2 separate regions of the Homo sapiens genome follow, and region 2 is linked to region 1. Evidence: chromatin contacts called from ENCODE Hi-C or POLR2A ChIA-PET data. All regions are on one chromosome and are shown on one strand. Each heading gives the region's core, a stretch centred on a gene start or an enhancer-like site at or near the end of the contact. The rest is flanking DNA. Distances are from core to core; before and after follow the strand shown.

Region 1 (3,806 bases), core at 936-3,435:
TAGAGCTAGGATTGATTGACATACTCAAAGCTTCCCTTGCCATTCCACTGCAACCACACATCTATAAGTCAAACACCACCCACAGCTGCAGCTTCCAATCTCCTTTTTAAGGAGGAAGAGTTATTCCAAATACCACATAATAGACAGTATAACTCTTGGCGTATCAAAAGCCTTTGATTTTTACTTTAAAAGTTGACAAACTTTCAAAAATAAATTTTATGTTCTAATTCAAAAGACATCAGACATAATGTGATATATTATTGGTAGATTCGGAACTATCATGATGAATACCAATTTCCATACCTTCATATAAGAATGAAATAATGCCCTTAACATCTGTGGGAAATCCAAATCAGCCCAGACATGTATGCTTCTTAAATTCACATTCATTTCTAATCTTGTTCTTGTCCCTTTCCTCCCCTTCTCTTGTTATGAATTCCTTTATGGCCAATATGTCTGAATGCAGGGGCTCTTTTACCAACTGGAAATCTGTACCTCGTAATGGACTATAGCTTAGAAAACAGAAGCCATCCTGTAAGTGGTAGTGGATAGCCCTCATGAGAGAACCTGGAAGATATTCCTATGAAAAGTGTAAGGTACTCTTACCTAATTTGGTTGTTTATCAAACTCTTGGCTATATTTGGCTTTCAGCTGTAATACAAATTGTGAATGCAGGGAAGGTAAAATATCATTTAAGAACTAATCCTCAGAATATTCATGTAATAGCCCAGAGTATATCAGTATCTTGAGTGGAAAAACCAAGGCTCCAAGCAAAAATTTCTTATCCAAGTCACATTAAATCCATTATCATACTGAAAACTGAACTCATGCATTCATGCATATACTAAGTAGGTCTGTGTCCACTTGGAGATTAATAGATACTCTGAATTTTGATTACACATTACTCAGTCTGCTCTTCTAGCCCACAATCTCTAACACTTCATTTCACTCTATGCCTTAGAAATGTATTCCATTGAGAATTTCTAGGCATGTGCATGATGCCAAGAAGTCAGAATGAGTATGGGTCAACCCCTAAATTGGAGATTCTTAAGTAAAACAGGCAAAAAGTAATGTATAAACTGACCAAAAATAATCACATCCCCTTGAAACCAAGTATTTACTTTAAAAGATTAGGGCAATTTTTCTGCTTCCTGAATTGTTGGGATTATAACTCCAATTCTTCACTTACTTGGACTTTGCCAGATTTGGCTTCAAATCATGTGGCACTGATGTAAAACACACCCAGAGACCTACCATGAAGTTCAAGCACCAGGAAAGCAGCACCACAAGGAACAAGCAAAAAGTAGCAAAACAGAAAAGTTAACCACTCCCAGGATTTCTAGAACACAAAATCCGTAAGAGGCGAAACCAGCGAATCTCTCCTACATGGGAAAACTTTGTCTTATGGGGAATTTTCAGGCACAAAAATAACCCATGTGACAAATAAAGATGATAGAAACAGGTAGCAAAATCCTACAACGGGCAAGAATGCATCTGGTGTCATCTGTGACACCAAATTTCAGATTCTCTCTCACGTAGAAAAAGAGTGGGCTTCAGCCACAGGGTGGAGGGACTGCCCATTGAAAACTACATATGGTACCTCTAAAATGGTATACTGTCCCCACTGTTTTTTTAGAACAACTAGACCTGAAAATCTGTTCTGAATGGAATAATCCCCTTAAGATCTGTGTTTGGTTCCTCCCTTACTGAACAGCATCATCTCTCCGCTCTCCTTTCTACAATGTAGTGATGAATAAACTAAGTGCAAGAAAACCGCACTAATATGAGTGGAATCAAATAGATCAGGCAGGCACAATGGCTATGTTTCAGGAGGCTGGATAATTCAGGATTAAAATATGTGCCTCTGTATGCCAAGATGCAATGAGCATCCCAGCCATTTCATTCAGCAAATCAAATAGTCTCTCTTTCTCAAAGACGACCATGTTGTGGAGCAAATACATTTAGGACCAGTGTTACCGGAAGCAAAAGAATGTTTTTCCTAAGTGCCAGAAAACAGGCGATTTAGACATAAGCAAACAGCCCAAAGAACCTGCCTGACTCTTCCCTGGCAGAGGAGAGCCACAAATAAGGCAATAACATTTCAGTTTCATGAGTCAGATGCTAGAGAATGAAAAGATTTCCTCTTTCTGCTGTGGGTCATTGTGGGGATGACTTCAAGAGATATCACCATGGAGTTCACACAGCACAACAAGCACAACAATGGAAACTTGGAATGGCAGCATTGCCTGCTCTCTAACGTGCCAAATCCCTTATGTTAGCTCTTATACACATGCTATTTGCTTAGAGTATTATTTTTTTCCTCCTCATCTCTGCAATTTTGATAATAGTTTCTTTCCCATAAGTTTCTTATCTGACTGCAGAATCTAGTGGCCTTATAAGAATAATTGAAGAAACGTAAAGCCTCTCATTACCAACCAGAGAGCCTTAAATACATGTACCATAAATGTTTGTGGAATCAAACTTTGCTTAATCAACATCTGTTTGAGGCAAATAAATGTAAAAGTTATTCATTAGGGTCCAGGTCATCTCCACTATTTGAATTTGGGTAAGATTTGCTCCTGCTGTAGTCCAAAGGAGAAGTTATATTCATGAATATTTAATTAGTGCCACCTTTTAGAAAAAAAAAAAAAAACTAAAAGGAGAGCAAATAGCAGCTGCTTTCTAAAACCTTACTCTTTCTTGCATCCTCAACCTCCAATAAGAATTCTATCCAACCATGCTGCATATACAGATGTTTTAACTTTCCTCCCTGTGGCAACAATTGTAGAGTTTGTCTTACAACTCCAGCCCAACTCTTTTGGAATATACTCCACTGACAATTAGGGCAGGAAAGCTTAGGGCTCCCAGGCACTGGCATAGCTTGGGCTCCTTCCATGACCCAGTCTCTACCAAGTAGACACACCCACATGTGATTTGGAAGGCCAGAGGCAGAGCCTCGGCTTGTGCTGCTTCTTTCTGTTGATGAGCACAGCCATGGAAGATATTAATTTCTCTGTTGCAGTAATAATCAAGGACCCAGGGTCGAGTCCTTAGTATGGTGCCACACTGGACCCAGTAAGCCTTTCCTGGGGCCAGAAGAGGAGGACTGAGCAGAAGGCAAGAGAGAAAATATCCAGACTCAAGGTTCCTGACTCACAGCTCAGAAGGAAAAATAAAAACTTGTGGAGGGAGAGACAGCCAGATAGCTGAGGCCTGAATTGCTAAATAGTAAGGCTAGTGCCCTTCTCTCCTAACCTAGGCAGACAGCAACCCTTTTAGAAAAGTCTCACATCTGTGGATATGAACAGACACTTCTCAAAAGAAAACATTTATGCGGCCCAGAAACACAAGAAAAAAGGCTCACATCATCACTGGTCATTAGAGAAATGCAAATCACAACCACAATGAGATACCATCTCACACCAGTTGGAATAGTGATTATTAAAAAGTCAGGAAACAACAGATGCTGGTGAGGATATGGAGAAATAGGAATGCTTTTACACTGTTGGTGGGAGTGTAAATTAGTTCAACCATTGTGGAAGATAGTGTGGCAATTCCTCAAGGACCTAGAACCAGAAATACCATTTGACCCAGCAGTCCCATTACTGGGTATATACCCAAAGGATTATAAATCATTCTACTATAAAGACACTTGCACACGTATGTTTATTGCAGCACTATTTACAATATCAAAGACTTGGAACCAACCCAAATGCCCATCAATGATGGACTGGATAAAGAAAATATGGCACATATACACTGTGGAATACTATGCAGCCATAAAAAAGGAATGATATCATGTCCTT
Region 2 (4,036 bases), core at 515-3,014, 840 kb before region 1:
CTATGGGAAAGGTGGAGCTTGATGACATAGAATCAATATGCCTTTTCCATGTTTATGGGGATTGCATCCCGTTTTCTGACTTCCCAAGTAAGCTTAGTTCGTGCTGATAACATAATGGCAGCCATTTTTGCCCACCATCACCACTGAGGTGTGGTAGATTAAGAAGGGTATAATGGAATAGAAAGTGAAGGAGGCAGAGAAGAGAACAGGGGTGTGGAAGGGAAAGAAGAAATAGATAAATAAATGTGGAAAAGGTCTGGTGTAAAGAATTAAAGGGTCCTGGAGAGTTCTCGAGCTAATCTGGCAGCAGTAATGGCCTGGCTTCTGAGGTTAATTGAAAGTTGATGGAGTTGCTGAACTAGAAAATTTCCAGAATTATGAATGTTTTTTCTTGTTTGTGTAGATCCAGGACAGCATGGAATTTATATCTTTTTTCTGTGTAAAATAATTGCCATATCAGCAAAAAGACTCATTTATTAAAATCTTGCTATGGTGAATTGTTTGACAAACTGTTGGTTTCTGCTCTGGTGTTTTCTATAAAGAACAAAAGTGACTCAGTGCTCCACATTCTTTGATTATCTTAACATAAGCCTAGTGCGACATGGTCGAGTTCAACACCATGACTGTATTAGACACGGGCAGGCAAATTCACTGGCCATAAAATAGTAGTGGGGGTTTCTCTGTAGGTAAAAACAGTGGTAATTGTATCCATCACAGAGGGCAGAAAGTGATTGTACACAGGGGTCAGGAGAGCAATCTGCCAGCCCAAACCTCATGGCAGCACTGGACGGTGCGTTCATTTTAAGCCTGCTTCCCCTCCTTTGAAGCCGGAAGTTATTGGCTACTGCCGGAGGCCTGTTATGACCATGTGAGGATCAAAAGCCCGACTAGGGGTGGGAAATCCTTTGTTCCTGGCTCTCTCATAATAGTTTTTTCCTTTTCTTTGACTGAGAGAAGCAAGTCAAATAGGATTATCCTAATGGAACAGAAGTGTTTTATATAAAAAGTTCAAAAAAGAAATCCAAACAAATGCCAATGTCTTTCATTTACTGAATACTGTTTTATTACAGAGCCAAAATGGAAAATATGTTGGTGGCCAGAGGGCCATTTTCTGAGGCTCTAAAGAAACTATCCTTTCTCAAATTATGACTGATTAACAAGCAAATGTAATGGTCTTTTTAACCACAGTAAATAAGTAAAACAAATGTTTTTTCCCAAACTCAAAGTCTTTAAAAATACAGACTTCCAAGACTGGCCTCTTCTCAAATTACTTTACTACAACTCCAACTTGTTTCAATTGTTGAAAAACTGAAAACCATATGCCCTAAAATGAAAATATACACTTAAGTGATACCTTCAGGGTATAATAAAGTACAATATAGGTGCAAAAAGCACAATGCAGTGGTTAAAAATATACAAGCACAACGGCAAAGTAATAAAATAACATGATTATAGTTATTTTCTGGGCACCATTGTTTTAGAGAGGAACCATCTCCCACTTAAATAACACTAACTTCCTGATCATAAGGCATTTGCTGACATGGATTCTGAGCACGAGATCATTTCCCAACAACTCTCTTTTGTCTGCTTGGTTATGAAGAATGCTTTGGTGGGGACAGGAAGTTCCAATGAATGTGTGAGGTTCATTTTTGGAAAAACGAGCAGTTATTCTTAGAAATCTGACATCTGACACATGAGGGCAAGCTTGGAAGCTGGGCAGAACAAATGTCGCCATCCTGGCATTTTATCTTGCTATGTACAACCTATCTTGGCTGTGTCAAAACAAAGGACAGACCCAGGAGTGTTGTGGGTATAGGTAGGCTTTCTTCAGCAAGGGGCTCGGCAACGTGCTTTGGTGAAAATCCTGGAGGTGTGGGTAGGCTTTCTTCAGCAAGGGGCTCGGCAATGTGCTTTGGTGAAAATCCTGGAGAGAGTTTGGCTATCTCTTGAGCTGCCTCCAGAGAGCAGGTTTATAAAGAAGGTACTATTTATTTATTTATGTGAGATGGAGTCTGGCTGTGTCGCCCAGGCTGGAGTGCAGTGGTATGATCTCAGCTCACTGCAACCTCTGCCCCTTGGGTTCAAGTGATTCTCTTGCCTCAGCCTCCCGAGTAGCTGGGATCACAGGCACACACCACCATGCCCGGCTGGCTAATTTTTTTGTATTTTAGTAGAGATGGGGTTTTGCCGTGTTGACCAGGCTGGTCTCAACCTCCTGATCTCAGGTGATCTACCTCCCAAAGTGCTGGGATTACAGGTGTGAGCCACCATGCCTGGCCTAATTTACTCTTGCCATTAAAATTTATTGGCTGGGTGTGGTGGTGGCTCATGCCTGTAATCCCAGCACTTCGGGAGGCTGAGGTGGGCAGATCACGAGGTCAGGAGATCGAAACCATCCTGGCTAACACGGTGAAACCGCGTCTCTGCTAAAAATACAAAAAATTAGCTGGGTGCGGTGGCAGGCACCTGTAGTCCCCACTACTCGGGAGGCTGAGGCAGGAGAATGGCTTGAACCGGGGAGGTGGAGCTTGCAGTGAGCCAAGATAGCGCCACTGCACTCCAGCCTGGGCGACAGAGAGAGATTCTGTCTCAAAAAAAAAAAAAAGAAAATTTATCTGGGTAGCTGGCTGCCAGTTTCTGTTTTTTCAGCAATTTAGGTAGAAAGTGAGGAATGGGTGGATTGCTAGATGGATATATGGAGTAAGATAAATCCTACCATTTTTTTTCCCAACCTCCATGCCATTTTAGTATTGGTAACACCAGGGTAAAATGATGAGCTACAACAGCCTGGAAATGGGAAAGGTATGCAGGCATTTGGGCATGGACAGTGGTGCCCTGCTTTGGCCTTGATGCTGTGGTTTATGGATTAATTTTGTAATTAACGTATAATACATAATGTATAGGCTATTTAGTATATTGTGAAAACGAGTGGTAGGGAGAGAACACGAAAGTGTGCCAGGTCATGAGGGAGATTTTTGTGTGTGTTTGAAGTGGCCTCCCTTGAGGCAGGTGGTGAAGCAAGACCAGAACAAATGGGAGGGTGGAGAGGCAGGGTGAGCTAAGGTTTCCCTGTAGAGAAGGCAGCTCAGTCTAGAAGAGAAATCTTAAGGCAGAGGATGAACTCAAGGGCCTATAGGACCCAATGCTAATGGGGGTAAGTGCCAGAGGCCTGGAGGTAAACTGGATGTGAATTGCAGAATACATGAAGGCCAAAGTGAGCAGCCCTGCTACTTGCAGCTCTGGACTCATGCTACAACACCAGAAAGCAGGCTAATGCTGCCAAAGAGAAGCTGGGAATACCGATTTTTTTATATGAATCTGCAGGTTTAAAAAAAATGGCAATTGGTTAGATTTTTTCTTAAACATTGCAAAAGCTGATTCAAGCTGTAGTGTTAAGTTTTGCTTTTGATTGCCAGTAAGACCTCTGTTTTGGTGTCTTAGTCCCAAAATGCTCACAGTCAGGTGATACGGGAGCAAGGCAGGAACACATCCCAGGTAGAAGTATCAGAAGGGGAAAAGACACAGGGGTAGAAAATAGCCTTGGGTAGGACTGGGGCACAAAGCCAGGATGTGAGCCAGTGATGATGGAGACAGCCAAAGGAGGGGAGCTAGATTGAAGGAGGATGGGCCCAAGTTACAGTAATCATGGGATCAAGATTTACAAGGGGGTGGGCGCGGTGGCTGACGCTTGTAATCCCAGCACCTTGGGAGGCCGAGACGGGTGGATCACCTGAGGTCAGGAGTTCGAGACCAGTCTGGCCTACATAGTGAAACCCCGTCTCTACTAAAAATACAAAAAATTAACCAGGTGTGGTGGTGTGAACCTGTAATCCCAGCTACTTGGGAGGCTGAGGCAGGAGAATCATTTGAATCCAGGAGGTGGAGGTTGCAGTGAGCTGACCACCATTGCACTCCAACCTAGGCAACAGAGTGACACTCCATCTCCAAAAATAAACATTTACAAGGGCTTGGGATTTATCTTGTAACCATCATTGCATATATTGGGTGTCGTTAGTTAAATTGTGTTCCCCCAAAA

What was found. Hi-C counts contacts between places; a loop is a spot of excess contacts on that map. ChIA-PET counts read pairs that join two places held with the same protein, here RNA polymerase II (POLR2A).
Region 2: a map of endothelial cell of umbilical vein shows a loop between it and region 1 (4-fold over the local background). The contact joins two enhancer-like sites. A Hi-C loop is called at or near these places in 1 of 168 maps with a recorded cell type or tissue (endothelial cell of umbilical vein). POLR2A ChIA-PET finds 5 or more read pairs at or near these places in 1 of 52 experiments (activated CD4-positive, alpha-beta T cell).

Annotation. Positions count from the first base shown.
Region 1 is chr5:123,699,135-123,702,940 of GRCh38, reverse strand. No RefSeq gene overlaps it. Among named protein-coding and RNA genes, the nearest start is that of CSNK1G3, 190 kb to the right of the region's middle. Within about 2 kb of position 2,185, at least 5 of the 41 ENCODE cell types and tissues checked have a DNase peak (open chromatin) inside an H3K27ac peak, as active enhancers do; they include endothelial cell of umbilical vein, where a contact is called at or near this core.
Region 2 is chr5:124,534,144-124,538,179 of GRCh38, reverse strand. No RefSeq gene overlaps it. Among named protein-coding and RNA genes, the nearest start is that of LINC01170, 98 kb to the right of the region's middle. Within about 2 kb of position 1,764, at least 3 of the 41 ENCODE cell types and tissues checked have a DNase peak (open chromatin) inside an H3K27ac peak, as active enhancers do; they include endothelial cell of umbilical vein, where a contact is called at or near this core.